4 separate regions of the Mus musculus genome follow, and regions 2, 3 and 4 are each linked to region 1. The links are chromatin contacts, found by POLR2A ChIA-PET in ENCODE. All regions are on one chromosome and are shown on one strand. Each heading gives the region's core, a stretch centred on a gene start or an enhancer-like site at or near the end of the contact. The rest is flanking DNA. Distances are from core to core; before and after follow the strand shown. Region 1 holds the start of H3f3b (H3.3 histone B). Region 2 holds the start of Tsen54 (tRNA splicing endonuclease subunit 54). Region 3 overlaps Llgl2 (LLGL2 scribble cell polarity complex component). Region 4 holds the start of Fbf1 (Fas (TNFRSF6) binding factor 1).

Region 1 (3,537 bases), core at 641-3,140:
TAGATGATGCTGGTGTGAATAGCTTGTTATTTTACTCTAGAGCCCTTATAAATAAAATCCCCGTTAGTGTTGTGTTACCAGCCAGAGGGTCAGGGGTTAGTGAACATGTGGTAGAATGAGGACTTATGCAAGGTTTAATACGCATAGCATTTTTCTACTGTTAAAAACAAATGCAGTCTAGTCAGGAAATACCAACTGGACTAAATTACACACACCTTAATGACAAGACTCCCCACCACTTGTGAATGTAAAACATTTAATTTAAAAATGTTGAACACTACAATATATAAAATAGCTATTATAAATGCACATAGTGTATTCTATAGCTGCCAGGTTTACTTTTTTTTTTTTAAAGGAAACTGTTACACTGTGGCTAAAACTTGTATCTTCAACCTTTGAAAAAGCCCACATTCTATCACAGTGATGTATGGTTAAACACTTGGATCAAGTCATAACCAGTTTTATTGCAAAAGGACCCTGTACACATTTATCAATTCTAGTACCTTAATAGCTACCCAACAAGTCATTAACATACAGAAACATGCATCATGAAAAGCAAGAAGTATCACCCATCCCTTCTGCGTATTAGCAACTTGTCACTCCTGAGCCACAGTGCTCACATCACTGAGGTCTGTGAACAGTCAGTCACTCTTCCCATTCATCCTGAGTGAAAGATGGAATGACTTAAGTACAAATGCAACATATTATAAACAATTTCTTACAAAAAAAGTCACAAATTAAACCAAAGTATTTTACAGAATTTACTACAAAATGCCATAAAAACCGCTTCAACTTAAGCTCTCTCCCCCCGTATCCGGCGAGCCAACTGGATGTCTTTGGGCATGATGGTGACTCTCTTGGCGTGGATGGCACACAGATTGGTATCTTCAAACAACCCCACCAGGTATGCTTCGCTAGCCTCCTGTTGAGGACAAGAGCAACAGCATTAACACTCCTACTGGAGCAATCAAGCCGCCGCCCCGAGTGCCACCAAGCCTTTTGTCCCTTTACCTGAAGGGCACCGATGGCTGCACTTTGAAACCTCAAGTCGGTTTTGAAATCCTGGGCGATCTCCCTCACCAATCTCTGGAATGGCAGCTTCCGGATGAGCAGCTCAGTCGATTTCTGGTAACGACGGATCTCTCTCAGAGCCACGGTCCCTGGCCTGCAGTCACCAGAAGAAGGAAGGCGTCAACGGTCAGGGAGAAGGGAGAGAGCGCCCGCCCGCAAGCCGGCGGCCAAGTCATTGTTCCCAGCCCTCTGCCTACCTGTAGCGGTGAGGCTTCTTCACCCCGCCGGTAGAGGGCGCGCTTTTCCGAGCCGCCTTGGTGGCCAGCTGTTTGCGGGGGGCTTTCCCACCGGTGGACTTCCTAGCGGTCTGCTTGGTTCGGGCCATTTTTTTTCACCTGCGAGACAAGCGACGTTCAAGGCCAGGTCACCGGGCTCCGGCTGCCAGGCGCCCCTCCTCGCCGCAGCAGATGGCGGCCGCCGCCTCCTCCCCCTCCCCTAATGACTCAGGCTGCGCCGGGCTGCGGCCTCCCCCGGGAGGGGGAGCGCGGGGAGGAGCAACTTCCCGCTCCACGGGCGGCCGGAAACACCGCGGCGGGACCTGTGAGTCACCACCGGGAAGCAGACAGGACGGAGGTGGCGGAACGCGACCGAACTCGACCTCCCGGGCTGCCTCACCGACCAGACCGTCGGCTGCCAGCGACCGCGGTCCTAAAAGCCAGGGAGGCTCCGGCCGCCGGCAGAGCCGCGAACTCACCCAAAGCCGAGTCTGGGGCCCTTGCTGAGACCGAGGCGACGCTGGAAGCGCTCGAACAAGAGCCGCAATCGGCGAGCAGAACGGGCAGATACTCCACCAACGAACGACCAAACCGCTCTGCGCTCCAAGCCCCCCGACGCCTCCATATTTATAGAGACGCTGCACGCTGCGTCAGTGCGTCACAGAACCCTGATTTGCATACACCAACGACTTTTTCGATTGGCGGGAGCTTTCGCCGACGCGCTGACATCTCCCGACACAAAGGCCGTACTTCGGGGCCGTTTCCTGATTGGCCGGTGTTCAGGCCACTGATTGGCTGTTACAATTGCTTCAGGATTGGCTGGATGCAAAGAGGAACAGACGAATCAGAGTTTAGCACTAGGGAGCTCTTCTGATTGGATAAAATGGAGCTATGTTTGGATCCTTCTCTTGGTTCCAAAGCTCTACAATAGAAAGTCAATGCAAATGAATTGCACTAGTCTCCTGGAATTTAAGAAAGTTGGGTCGGCAAGAGTCTACGACTTTTTTGCATCAAGAGACCATTTTAGAGAGATTTTGCGTAAATATAATAATAGTAATTATTACTATTATTTTAATGTAGGATGAAATTATTCCCTGAATAATTTACTTTCTGTAATTTTCATCGTTTAATATAGTATGAGAAATGTAATCCAGTCAGTCATCTTACAGCATATAGTGTTTTGTGCACTGTAAATGCATACACATTCTAAAGCATAAAGCAATTGTTTGATGGGGAAGGGTAATAGACACAAAGAATCAAAATTCAAAAAAATTATTTCCGAGTTGGGTGGTGCTGCAGGCCTTTAATCTCAGCTTTTAGGAAGCTCAAAGGCAAGCAGATTTCTGTGAACATGAGGCCAGCCTGATCCACAGGGGGTGGGGGGTTCCAGGCCAAGCAGACCTACCTACAGAGATCTTGTCTTTTATAAATCCTGGTTTGTTTGTTTTTTCTCCAGGACTACATAAACCAAGCTCCAGGTGCATGAAGGTAATATCAGAGATGGAATCAGGATCCAAAATTCAAGGTCATTCACAGCTACTTAAGTCAAGGCCAGTCTAGGATATATAAAACAGTTTCAAGAAAACAAAAAACAACAAAAGGGGACTGTTCCTTGCATCCTAGCGCTCTGGAGGCAGGCAAAGCCATGTGAGTTTAAAGGCAGGACCACACCAGCAAAAGCTACCCAGGGAGACCGTGTCTCAAAACAAAACAACAAATACCTATTTTTGCATGTTTAATTCAGGCCATCACAAAATATTTTATTTCAATGTACTTAGAGTTAATAAGAAGTTGTCAGGCATGCTGGCACACACATTTCTTTAATCCCAGCAACCTGGAGACAGAGGCAGGTGGCTTTGAGGCCAACCTGGTCTACATAGAAATTACAGAATAGCCAGAGCTACTTAGTGAGTCTCTGTCTTAAAAACCAACCAAAGGGGGCTGGTGAGATGGCTCAGTGGGTAAGAGCACCCGACGGCTCTTCCAAAGGTCTGGAGTTCAAATCCCAGCAACCACATGGTGGCTCAAAACCATCCTAACGAGATCTGACTCCCTCTTCTGGAGTGTCTGAAGACAGCTACAGTGTACTTACATATAATAAATAAATAAATCTTTAAAAAAAAAAAAAAAAAAAAAAAAACCAACCAAAGAAGTAGTAATTACCTGCTTGTATATTTCTTGAACTATTTAATTCGACTGCATGAAATAAATACACCGGAAGAGTAACAACCTCAAGAGGGTGTCATGTCCA
Region 2 (3,537 bases), core at 646-3,145, 210 kb before region 1:
GAGGGTGGACTGGGTGCTTATGTCCCTCACTTTCTGGGGGAGATCTACCTGTTGGATCGGAGAGATCTACAGCACCTGTTGCTAATCCTTTCTCACTGCGTCTGTGGTGGGAGAGAGCAGCTGGGTAGAGATCCAGGACAGAGAGCTTGGACAGGCTGGCCAACTACCTCCCAAGCCTGAACCTGAAACCCCAACTCGACTTCCCGCACAAACCCTTAAGTCAGTTCCTCAGTGGCGGTGATTTTGTTGCCAGAATCTTGTGGCAAGAGACTCGTGCAGGCCTGGGGGCCCAGGTGGGGAACCACTCATTCCTCAGAAGTTCCAAGCCCAAGCCGGAGGGCACTCCCCCTCAAAGCCCGCGACCCGCACTGGGAGAGAGTGCTCCTGGCAGTGCCTGGGGTCGGCTGGCTCCCCCTCCCCTTGGAATGCCCCTCTAGCGCGGCGCAGCTCCCCGCAGCCAAGCCCAGATAAGGCCGACCCCGGGAACAAAGCGGCAAGAGGGACCCGGAGAGTCAAGCGTCCGAGGAATAGATAGAGGAGAACGAAAAGGGGGGCTCGAGGAAGGCGGAAGGAGCAGAGAGATGGAGGAGCCCGCCGATCAGACAAGAAAAGTTAGTTTGCGTCTGCTCTCAAGGGTCCTGACCCCTGGCCCGGGACCCGGCAGTCTCACCTCTCCCGGCCGCCCCGCCGGGGGTCCGGCTGGCTGTGCTCAGTCTCAGGCACTCTGGACTCTGGTTCTCACTGTCCCCCGCAACCCCTTTCTCCTCCTTTCCAAGGCCGGCTCGGCGCCTCCCGCAGGAAATCCCGCCCCTCCCCCCTCCCTCCCGCCGGATCGGGAGCCGGGGACCGTCCTGGCCGCACAGTTGGATTGTCAATCAACACCCTGGTCCCCGCCCCATCTTCACTAGGCCCCGCCCCCGCCAGCCAGTCCAGAGCCGAGCCACTGGTTGGATCAGCGCATGCGCGCAGGTGAAGCTGCTTAGGGGTGCAAAGTGGCGGGTGAGAGGCGGGGTGGATGAGGTTTCGTGCTGCTGTGTCCTGTCCGGGGATCCCGAGAGAACTGGGTTCTGGTCTAGATCAAAAGGTGAAGTGTGAATGTATAGGAGAGAAAATAGGATGTTTTGGCAGTTGAACCTGAGGACCCCCCCCCCCCACTAGGGGTGGGGATCACTTCCTCTTTGCCCCATCCTTTCCCGGGTTGCCCGCAGCGACCTTCGTCCACACTCAGAGACCTATAGCTGCTGGCTGGAGCAACGGTGCCACCTAGTGGTGAGCGTCAGTGCGACTCAGGATGTCACGGCGGGGACCCCAGCCTCGAGGAGGTGCTTTCGGAGTCTGGGGTGGCGATTCAGCACCAGTGTGAGCCGGACAGCGCCTCCACCCCTGGCCTTTGAACCCTGCTTCAGAGCCCCTAAGAAGAGATTTTTTTTTTTTGGCCCACCGTGAAGGAACTCCATAAGTCTTTGGTCCACTCCTAACATTCCCATATGGCCTCCAGTTTGCAAAGCTGGTGTCTGGGGGCTCACTGCTCTCCTCTCTCTACGCATCTCTTTCCTGCTGGTGGTAGGACACAAAGACATTCAGGGCTGCAGAGATGAGAGTAACATATTTGATTATCCATGCTACATCCAGTAGCCAGGTAAAGTTATACTAAAGAAGGGAGGAGCCCCCAGAAGCGCTGGAAACGGAATAGGTGAGTTTTTGCACATCTGGAAACCTGCACATCGAGCTGGGTCCCGCGGCCCGGGGTACACGTGTGCCGACAGGTGTTAGGACACACACGGGGCAGGTAGGAAGGCGCGAGGCTCGAGGGTGGCTTTATGATCCCGAGGAGCGAGCGGGTCGAAGGCGCTAGGACCGCGCGGAATGCCGGGGTGGGCGGGGCTTCGCGGTGCGCGCGCAGCCGCAGACAGCGGCCCGATGGAGCCCGAACCCGAACCCGGGTCGGTGGAGGTTCCCGCGGGGCGTGTGCTCAGGTGCTACCCGGCCCGGGGGATGGCGTGGGGTGCGTGGGACCCGGGAGCGAGCGGGGTGGCCTCTGTGCTGATCACGTGTTCCCGGCTCTCCCCAGCGCCTCGGAGCTCCGCGCCGCGCGCTCGCGGTCCCAGAAGCTACCACAGCGGTCGCATGGCCCCAAGGACTTCCTCCCGGACGGCTCGGAGGCCCAGGCGGAGCGGCTGCGCCTGTGTCGCCAAGAGCTGTGGCAGCTGCTGGCGGAGGAGCGCGTGGAGCGCCTGTGAGAGGGGCTGGGCCGGGCCGGGTCAGGCCGGGTGGGCGGAGGCCGGGGACTGCCCGTGCAGACCGAGACGCCCCTTCCCCACTCCTCGCCAGGGGCAGCTTGGTGGCCGCGGAGTGGAAACCAGAAGAGGGCTTTGTGGAGTTGACGTCTCCTGCGGTGAGCGGCCCGGGCATCTCCGCGGCTGGGGGACCCCCTTCCTCTGTCCGCTTAGCTGCTTTGTGACACTTGGTCTGCTGCCGCACAGGGGAAATTCTGGCAGACCATGGGCTACTCAGAGGAAGGACGGCAGCGACTTCACCCCGAAGAGGCTTTGTATCTGCTGGAGTGTGTAAGTGGGGTCCTGGAGGCGTGGGGAAAGGGGTCCCGACTAATGGAATGGGAAGGATACGGTTTGGTGGACCAGGAGGAATTCAGAATTATGTTTTCAGTGAAGTTATGTGTGGACTTTGAGAACAGAAGAGGATACCACTGGACAGCGGGAGTTCTAATCCTCTCATTGTTTGTCCTGGTCATGCAGTGATGCTTGAGTGTGTGGGGAAAGGGTCAGAGCCAAGAAGGTGACTGGCTTGGGCACTGCAGGAAGGGTACACAGCTAAGCTCTTGGTCCACTTCCAGGGTTCGATTCAGCTCTTCTACCAAGACCTCCCACTGTCTATCCAAGAGGCATACCAGCTGCTGCTGACAGAGGACACCTTGAGTTTCCTGCAGTACCAGGTATCTGCCTCCCAAGGTGACTCTTATTTGCCAAGTCAGTGAGTCCTGACAGGTGCCTTTGAGGCTTCGAACACAGAGCCACAAGCCAGGGCTGTAGGTGAGACAGCCTGTGATCACACGGGCTTATATTCAAATGGAGACTGTCAGGTTTGGGGGATTTGTATTGTTGATAAGTTATTAAACAACACGTGTGCCCAGAAGAGGAGATAGACTTGAAAGAGTGAAATCTCCTTTGAGGATGGTATTTGCTTATTTATTTTTAGTGCTTCTGGGAAGTGAAGCCAGCAGCCCATGCCTGCTAGCAAACACTCCAGCACTGAGCTGTATAGCCCCTACCCTCTTGTTTATGTTTTGAGATAGGGACTTTCAAAATTGCACAGGCTGGCCATGAACTCACTCTGTACCCCAGGCTGGTCATGAGTTTATGCTCAAACTCTCTAGTAGCTGGGATGACAACCTTGAACCAGCAGGCCTGGTGAGGATGATACTTAAAATGGAATGTGGTCCATGCAGTCCCAAGATTTGGAACCTAGGGCCATATAGGAGGGAGGTTTTGAGTGGTAGAGGAAATGGCTTTGTGTCAC
Region 3 (3,537 bases), core at 773-3,272, 190 kb before region 1:
TTAGAAAAGGTAACCCGGGTTTCCTTCTGTACATCATAGAATGCCTGAGCAGGGTTTCTCACCCTCCTCACTGGCGATGTCTGGGGCCTGTTGTGCTGAGAGAATTGTCCTGGGCGCTGTAGTTAGCAGCACCCTAGTTTGGCCAGATGCCAGTCCCCTGCCTCTGCCCAGATGATATCACACAAAATGTCTCCAGCCATTGTCAGTTGACACCCGGGGCTTCTAGTTGCTCTCCTCTGAGAATGTCTAGAATGGGAGGGTGCAGTGTGAGTGTGTGTGGAGGGGGGGGTGGATAAAGCAGGAAAGTGAGCATTCAGGAGGACTGTGGGGTCTCAGCCAGGAGCAGTAAAAATTTATTTAGAGGAGTGTTGCACCTGGACTTTTTTGAAGACAAGGTCTCATTATGTAGCCTTGGCTAGCCTGGAGTTTGCTATGTAGACCAGGCTAGCCTTCAATTCAGAGATCTACTTGCCTCCACCTAACGCCAACCCTCTCAAATACTAAGATTAAAGGCTCACGGTATACCCCACTGTGCCCGGTCACTCTGACCATTTTGATGAGAACAGGATCATGGTGAAGCATCTAGTCCAATGACGAGTATTGACCTAGCACCTGATAGCCCCATTCACTCACTGTGAGGCCTTGGCACAGCTCTAGAATGGAGATGATCTTAGATTTCGATTTAGGTTGAGGGAGACGTAAACAGAGCCAGCGTGACGTGAAGGGCTGTACACGTGTGTCCACCGAGTGCTTGGCTAAACGCCACAGAATCAAAGGTGCATGGGCTGTTGTCAGACTCCACACAGGAATTCCTCATGTGCAGGTTAGGGTCCGCGCCTGCACAGTGGCTACTCACGGTGTGGTCACATCTGGGAGTGCCACCCTGAAGGTCAGGCTGTCAGGCAGCGTGTCGTGGGCAATGCGTGCAACAACAGAACAGTGGCATCGCCCGCCACACGACAGATGCCCAAACAGCTTACAGATCCCAGCTTCTAAACCAGTTCTAGGCCTTTCCACAGAGCCAGCAAGATGCCTCACACAAAACGGGGACGCTGCCCTAGCTAGGGCCATGAGGGTTACCTGTCCTTGGCCAGGAGTTGTGACCATGACCAGAAAAAGGGGCTGGCTGCCAGGGGACCAAGTCTAGCTCAGGGGCTGGGTGCCAGGCATCAGGGCTGGGTGTTAACAGTGGTTGGGGCAGGGAACTGGAGCCATATAGCCGGGCCTTGGTTCTGATTCAGCTCTCACCACGTGACCATGTAGACATTGATTAGCCTGTCTATTCCTCAGTTTCCTCTTCCGTGAAGTGGGGTTGCTAAGCACCCTAATGGAGGCTGGTGCAGTGGACAGGTTTCATGGCTCTATTTATTTTAGTTTGTTTCCTATATGTATGCATGTTATGCCTTCATGTATGTATGGGCACCACATGCGTGGCTGGTGCTTCCAGAGATCAGAAGCTCCTGGAACTGGAGTTAGGGATGGCTGTGTCCCATCATGTGGGTGCTGGAACTGGTTCTGTGTCCTCTGCAAGAGCAGCAAGTGCTTTTCACTGCTGAGCCATCTCTCCAGCCCCATGTTCAATCGCTTCTTATGGGCAGCATCAAGTAGCATGGTTTGCTCGGAGCTCAGTGTCTTTACCTGCTGTCTACCACTTGTACCCTCTTAGCACACTCACCTCCAACCCAGTCAGGCAGCTTAGGTTCCCACTGAAGACTAGCTAAGGGAACAGGGACTACCTCAGGGGCTGGACGGACGTCCTGGTCTTAGTGAAACCCTGCTCCTTGAACATTGTTTGGGGCCTGCTTGCCCCTCTGGTGAAACCCAGGCACCCACTAGTAGCCACACCCCAGTGTGAGCAGACCTAGGCCTAGGTGCCTGCGCTGGACTGCTGCAGAATAACACACCCCCCTCAGAACCCTCCCCACCACCACACCTCCCAAATCAAATAAATGGTGTGTTTCTAACCAACTAGGCCCGCCCAGCCCAGACCACATCGTTTTGTTGTGGCTTTTGCCTACATGGGCACCAGTGTCAGATGACAACCACACAGAGAGGCCAAGTTGCTTGGGCCAGGAATCTGAGCTTACCACACCCAGTATCTGGCAGAGCCACTGCAGGCAGGTGGATCTGCCCCTCCTCCCTCCTCCCTCCTCCCTCCTGAGGCCCTCAGCAGCTTCTGGGAGCTCTCCTCTCAGCCCCTGACAGACACTACAGGGTCCCCAAAGCCGTGGGCTTGGAGGACAGTCCTCCCCAGCTGAGTGTAAGGGTGAAGGGCAACACCCGCTACCCACCCACCCCCACCTCTCACAATCTGACAGGGACTTGGGCTAATATTACAGTCTGGCGGCTTCTGTTCATCTTTGCTCTCCTTTCCCTGTCAAAAGAGCCCATTGTTCTCTTCTCCCTTAGCAGAGGTCACCTGAGCCCAGGTAGCAGGACAGGACAGGACAGGACAGAGGCTGAGGAGACAACGGGAGGGAGAACTGCAGAGCGTTGGTCCACCTTCTTGTTTTAGAGTTCTCTGGGGTCTGGGAATCCTATGCTTGGGGTATCCCCAGGCTCTACCTGCTGCCCACGTGCTCTGGATTACAGGGGGGAGGGGACAGGACACTCTCTTGGCGGCTCCACAACACTCTGTGGGCGGCTCCTTTGAGAAAGGCCACCTCACCCTTTAGGGACCTAACTAAGGCGGGGGATTACTAGCATGTAGAACTTACACTCAGGGGACTCCGAACCTTGAAAGTTTACAAGAGTCTTAGCTGCTGTGGAAGGGACACCAGTGTGGGCAGGGCACTTAGGTGCCGGGTAGTTGGGACCTTCCCTTCCCTGCTTTCCCCAGGACACACCCAGGCTTCCTAGTTCCTCCTTGTTTCCTCCCTGGGTTCTGAGCCACATCCTTCCTTCTTATCCCAGCAGGGGCCACTGAGCCTTCCGTGTGCCCCACCCACAGGGCTCACAGGGCTCAGGCCTGGCTTGGCCTCCTCTAAGGAGTCAGCTCATGTGGGCCCTGTCCAGGGAAAGTCATGGGAGCCTATGTCCCTTGTTTTGCTTTTGAGAGAGCCTTGGTCCCTCAGTGTTGTCAGCTGGATAAGATGCCCTGGGGGCGGGGGCACACTGCAGAATACTAAGGACCCTAGCAGCCAGCCGCAGCCTAGGGACAGTTCTCACACTGGGGTGAGCAATCAGAACACACACTCTGTATTCACAAGATGCCTCGTGTTCAGTCCAAGGACACACTGCTCAGGGCATCCTGAATGTCATTCTGGTGAGCCTGACTGGGTGCCTGTTCTCAACTGGCCTTTGGAAGGACAGGGAGGAGTGGTCACAGTCCTTGGGACTCTGAAGGAAGTAAGAGATGGGGGATGCCCAACCTTTGCAGCAGGAAGGATTCAAGCAGGATTGTTGAACTGCTTAAGAGCTGACGGGGCAGGTCGTGGCCTCAGAGGCCAGAAATCTGAAAATGTGTTTCTCTTTGACTTGACTTCCCTGAGGATGCGAAGTCAGAATATTCTAGGGTAGTATGTTGGTCCAGTAAGA
Region 4 (3,537 bases), core at 429-2,928, 140 kb after region 1:
TAATCCCAGAATTCCTGAATTGAATGCCATTCAGTGAGTAAAGGTGCTATTGCCAGCAGGCCTGCCTATCTGAGTTGGATAGCCCAGGACACGCATTATGGAGGTAGAGAATTGACTCCTGCAAGTCTTCCTTTTACCTCCATGTGCGTGTGTGCTCCACTACGCCAGATGAGTAAGTAAAGTTCAAAAAGAATTCCTGAGGTGGGTATGATCATACACACTTAGCGGCAACCCTAGAACTTGGCAGGAAAATCACAAGTTCTAGGCCAACCTGAGGTATGTAATAGAAAAAGCAGTCTGGAGGTGGTAGCACTTAGGAGGCAGAGGCAAGTGGATTTCTGGGTTTGAGGCCAGCCTGGTCTACAGAGTGACTGCTAGGACAGCCAGAGCTACACCGAAAAACCCTGACAAACAAATCAAAAGAGACAGAGATGAGTATTTGAGCTGGACTGGATCCCCAGTACCCATAGGGGCTTACAAACTGTCACTCCCATCGGGGACAGATGAATGGATCGATGTGTTTTTTGATTGCCCAGACATGCATGTGGTGCACAGACAGACACACAGACAAAACACCCATACGCATAAAATTAAAATTTTAAAAAGAAGAAAAAGTTAGGCAGTGCTTCATACCTGCAATCCCAGCACTTGGGAGGCTGAAGCAGGATTGCTGAGTTAGGGGCCAGCTTGAATGATATATATAGTGAATTCTTGGGCTAGGGTAAGCTCCTGCCGCAAGAAACAGATTGGGGGAGGGGTGGGAGGGAGAGAGAATACATGAGGATTCCTTATTCACTTATCGGCCTTTCCTTGGCTTGGAGAGTATTTTAAAAGTAGACCATATCCTTTACCCTGGAAGTGGTGACAAGTGGAGCCATTTGGAAAGAGAAACCACATCCGGACTCAAATCCCTTGCCAGGAAACTCTCTATAGGCTGCATCTAGCACAAAGCCTGACAGTGAGTTCACATATGATAAACATTTCATACAGGGAACAGAATTTCTCAGCATTTCCTACCTCCTCTTTGTCTCTTACACTTCACCCAAACCCACCTTCACGTGCCTAGGAAGAAAGGCAGCTGGGGCGCTCATCTGTCTTCTCGGTGTGCCTAGTCTCTTATTAAAATGCAAAGTGTATCTGGGGTTGTGGACACAGGGGAATGCTTGTGTTTCTCCTGTGCAATGGCAACTTTAGCGATCTACAAGTCCAAACGCGTTTTCGCTCATATCACATCAAAGAATTTCTGCTATCTCCTATGCATTCCGTCGCAGCTTCCCAGACAGGGCCGGGGGTACATTTTCTAGGGGCAGCTTGTAATGGCCAAAGTGTTCCAGAATATTGTCACGTCTTCACATATTCAACCAACTCCATGAAGGCATTTTAAAATCCGCGAGCCCGCCCCTCAGCCACAGCGGGTCCCGGAGTGTAGCGCCAGGCCAGGCATTGTGCCTCTCAATGTTCCATCCCCCGCGCGCCCATCCCGTCTGAATCCAGACACAGCCGAGCTTCTCCCTAGTCCCTAGGGGCCCTGTTAAGAGCTGTCCTTTCAGAAACAAGGCCACGGAAACCAAGCCCAACCAGATCCCAGGGTTCCGACTCCACTCAGTGCGCTCCGTTCGGCCAGGCCTACCACCTCTCCGCCGGCGACAGTCCCACCTCGCAGCCTCTGGCCTCAAATAGACGGTGGCGTGGAGGATTCTAGGAACTGTAGTCCGTCGCCCGTTCACTAGCGGGCCGAACCACAGGACTTGACCGGAAGGACTACATCTCCCAGCGTGCCCCGCAGCGGGGGCAAGGCGTCTGTTGGATGCTCCGCGAGTTGCTAGGAGCTGTCTCAACGTCACTCCCGTGAAGCGCGGGGAAAGCATCTCCCGACTAGGTGCAAGGGAGTTCCTCAAGTTCGGAGGGCTAATTGGTGACCATGATCTTCTTCTTGATCAATCATAAGGTCAAAGCTGCTCTGTCAGAAGACCCAAAACTATCAACAAAGGCACACAGTGGACATGCCACGCCCAGAATCATAGCGTTTGAAACCTAGGCTAGACCTAGATTGTCAATTTCCTAGGTCAAAACTGGCTGTTGAGACCAGCTACATAATAGTGTCTCGGAATTAACACAACACACTTTCTTAGGTGCAATCCAAAGAAGGAGTAAATAAATCTCTAGCCAGAGGCAAGGTGGTGCTCTGCCAACACAGATGCTCCAACTCTCTACAAATTTAATTTTAAAAAATTGTTTTATATGTGCTGATGTTTAGATCGAGTCCACCCTCCATTGTACTATTGTACCTGCTCCAAATCTTCCCATAGCTGTTTCCTCCCCAACTTCATGTGTTCTTATAGAAAAGAACTTAGTGCCTTGAACCCAAGACTACCAGCCCAGGGATGGCACCACTCACCATGGGCTAGGCCCTCCCCCATTGATCACTAATTGAGAAAATGCTTTACAGCTGGATCTCATGAAGGCAATTACTCATCTGATGCTTTTTCCTCTCTGATGACTCTAGGGTGTGTCAGGTTATACACAAAATCAGCTAATACACCTGTCTTACAAGGAAAGAGAGGAGAAGGAAGAAGGAAGAGGAGGAAGAAGAGAAGGAAGAGGAGGAGGAAGAGAAGAAGGAAGAAGAGGAGGAGAAGGAAGAGGAGGAGGAGGACAAGGAGGGGGAGGAGGAGGGAGAGGAGGGGGAGGAAGAAGAGGAGGAGGAAGAGGAGGGGGAGAAAGGAGGAGGAGGAGGGGAAGGAAGAGGAGGAGGAGGAGAGGGGAGGAAGAGGAGGAAGAGGAGGAAGGGGGAGGAAGAGGAGGAGGAGGAGGTGGAAGAGGAGGGGAGGGAGAATCTTGTATACAGTTTGTAGGAGGGAAATGGAACAGACTCAGGAGAAAGCAACCATACCACGGATGATGTCGGCCGGAAGCTAATCAAGCAGTGCTGCCTAAAAGGGACACAGGTTCTCTCAGGGACACCACATAAAAGGGACACAGGTTCTCTCAGGGACATAACATAAGAGGGACACAGGTTCTCTCAGGGATATCACATAAAAGGGACACAGGTTCTCTCAGGGACATCACATAAGAGGGACACAGGTTCTCTCAGGGACACCACATAAAAGGGACACAGGTTCTCTCAGGGACATCACATAAAAGGGACACAGGTTCTCTCAGGGACATCACATAAGAGGGACACAGGTTCTCTCAGGGACACCACAGACCAAGCACAGGAGTGTCTTGGGAATGATAACTCACACTCTTTTTTTTTTTTTTTTTTTTTTAAAGATTTATTTATTATTATATGTAAGTACACTGTAGCTGTCTTCAGACACTCCAGAAGAGGGAGTCAGATCTTGTTACGGATGGTTGTGAGCCACCATGTGGTTGCTGGGATTTGAACTCTGGACCTTTGGAAGAGCAGTCGGGTGCTCTTACCCACTGAGCCATCTCACCAGCCCCAACTCACACTCTTTAGGAAGAAAAAGTCAAATTCCCACAAACTGAATCCTCAATCCTTCAAGGCCCTGGCCCCAGCCTCAGACTAGACCT

The links. ChIA-PET counts read pairs that join two places held with the same protein, here RNA polymerase II (POLR2A).
Region 2: POLR2A ChIA-PET joins it to region 1 with 29 read pairs in embryonic stem cell. The contact joins the promoter of Tsen54 here to the promoter of H3f3b in region 1. POLR2A ChIA-PET finds 5 or more read pairs at or near these places in 4 of 5 experiments (Patski and embryonic stem cell).
Region 3: POLR2A ChIA-PET joins it to region 1 with 37 read pairs in embryonic stem cell. The contact joins the enhancer-like site here to the promoter of H3f3b in region 1. POLR2A ChIA-PET finds 5 or more read pairs at or near these places in 4 of 5 experiments (Patski and embryonic stem cell).
Region 4: POLR2A ChIA-PET joins it to region 1 with 19 read pairs in embryonic stem cell. The contact joins the promoter of Fbf1 here to the promoter of H3f3b in region 1. POLR2A ChIA-PET finds 5 or more read pairs at or near these places in 4 of 5 experiments (Patski and embryonic stem cell).

The regions. Positions count from the first base shown.
Region 1 is chr11:116,022,614-116,026,150 of GRCm38, forward strand. It overlaps H3f3b (H3.3 histone B), which reads right to left and starts at 1,891. Exons shown (of 4, transcript NM_008211.3): 1 at 1,766-1,891; 2 at 1,269-1,406; 3 at 1,012-1,165; 4 at 1-922. The coding sequence starts at 1,396. The coding sequence ends at 794.
Region 2 is chr11:115,812,844-115,816,380 of GRCm38, forward strand. Tsen54 (tRNA splicing endonuclease subunit 54) reads left to right here and starts at 1,896. Exons shown (of 11, transcript NM_029557.1): 1 at 1,896-1,976; 2 at 2,072-2,236; 3 at 2,332-2,395; 4 at 2,484-2,567; 5 at 2,855-2,953. The coding sequence starts at 1,921. Caskin2 (CASK-interacting protein 2) reads right to left here and starts at 749. Exons shown (of 20, transcript NM_080643.2): 1 at 671-749.
Region 3 is chr11:115,837,034-115,840,570 of GRCm38, forward strand. The region is part of intron 2 of Llgl2 (LLGL2 scribble cell polarity complex component); the gene reads left to right. Among named protein-coding and RNA genes, the nearest start is that of Llgl2, 15 kb to the left of the region's middle. Within about 2 kb of position 2,023, at least 1 of the 3 ENCODE cell types and tissues checked has a DNase peak (open chromatin) inside an H3K27ac peak, as active enhancers do.
Region 4 is chr11:116,166,500-116,170,036 of GRCm38, forward strand. Fbf1 (Fas (TNFRSF6) binding factor 1) reads right to left here and starts at 1,679. Exons shown (of 31, transcript NM_172571.3): 1 at 1,053-1,679; 2 at 634-729.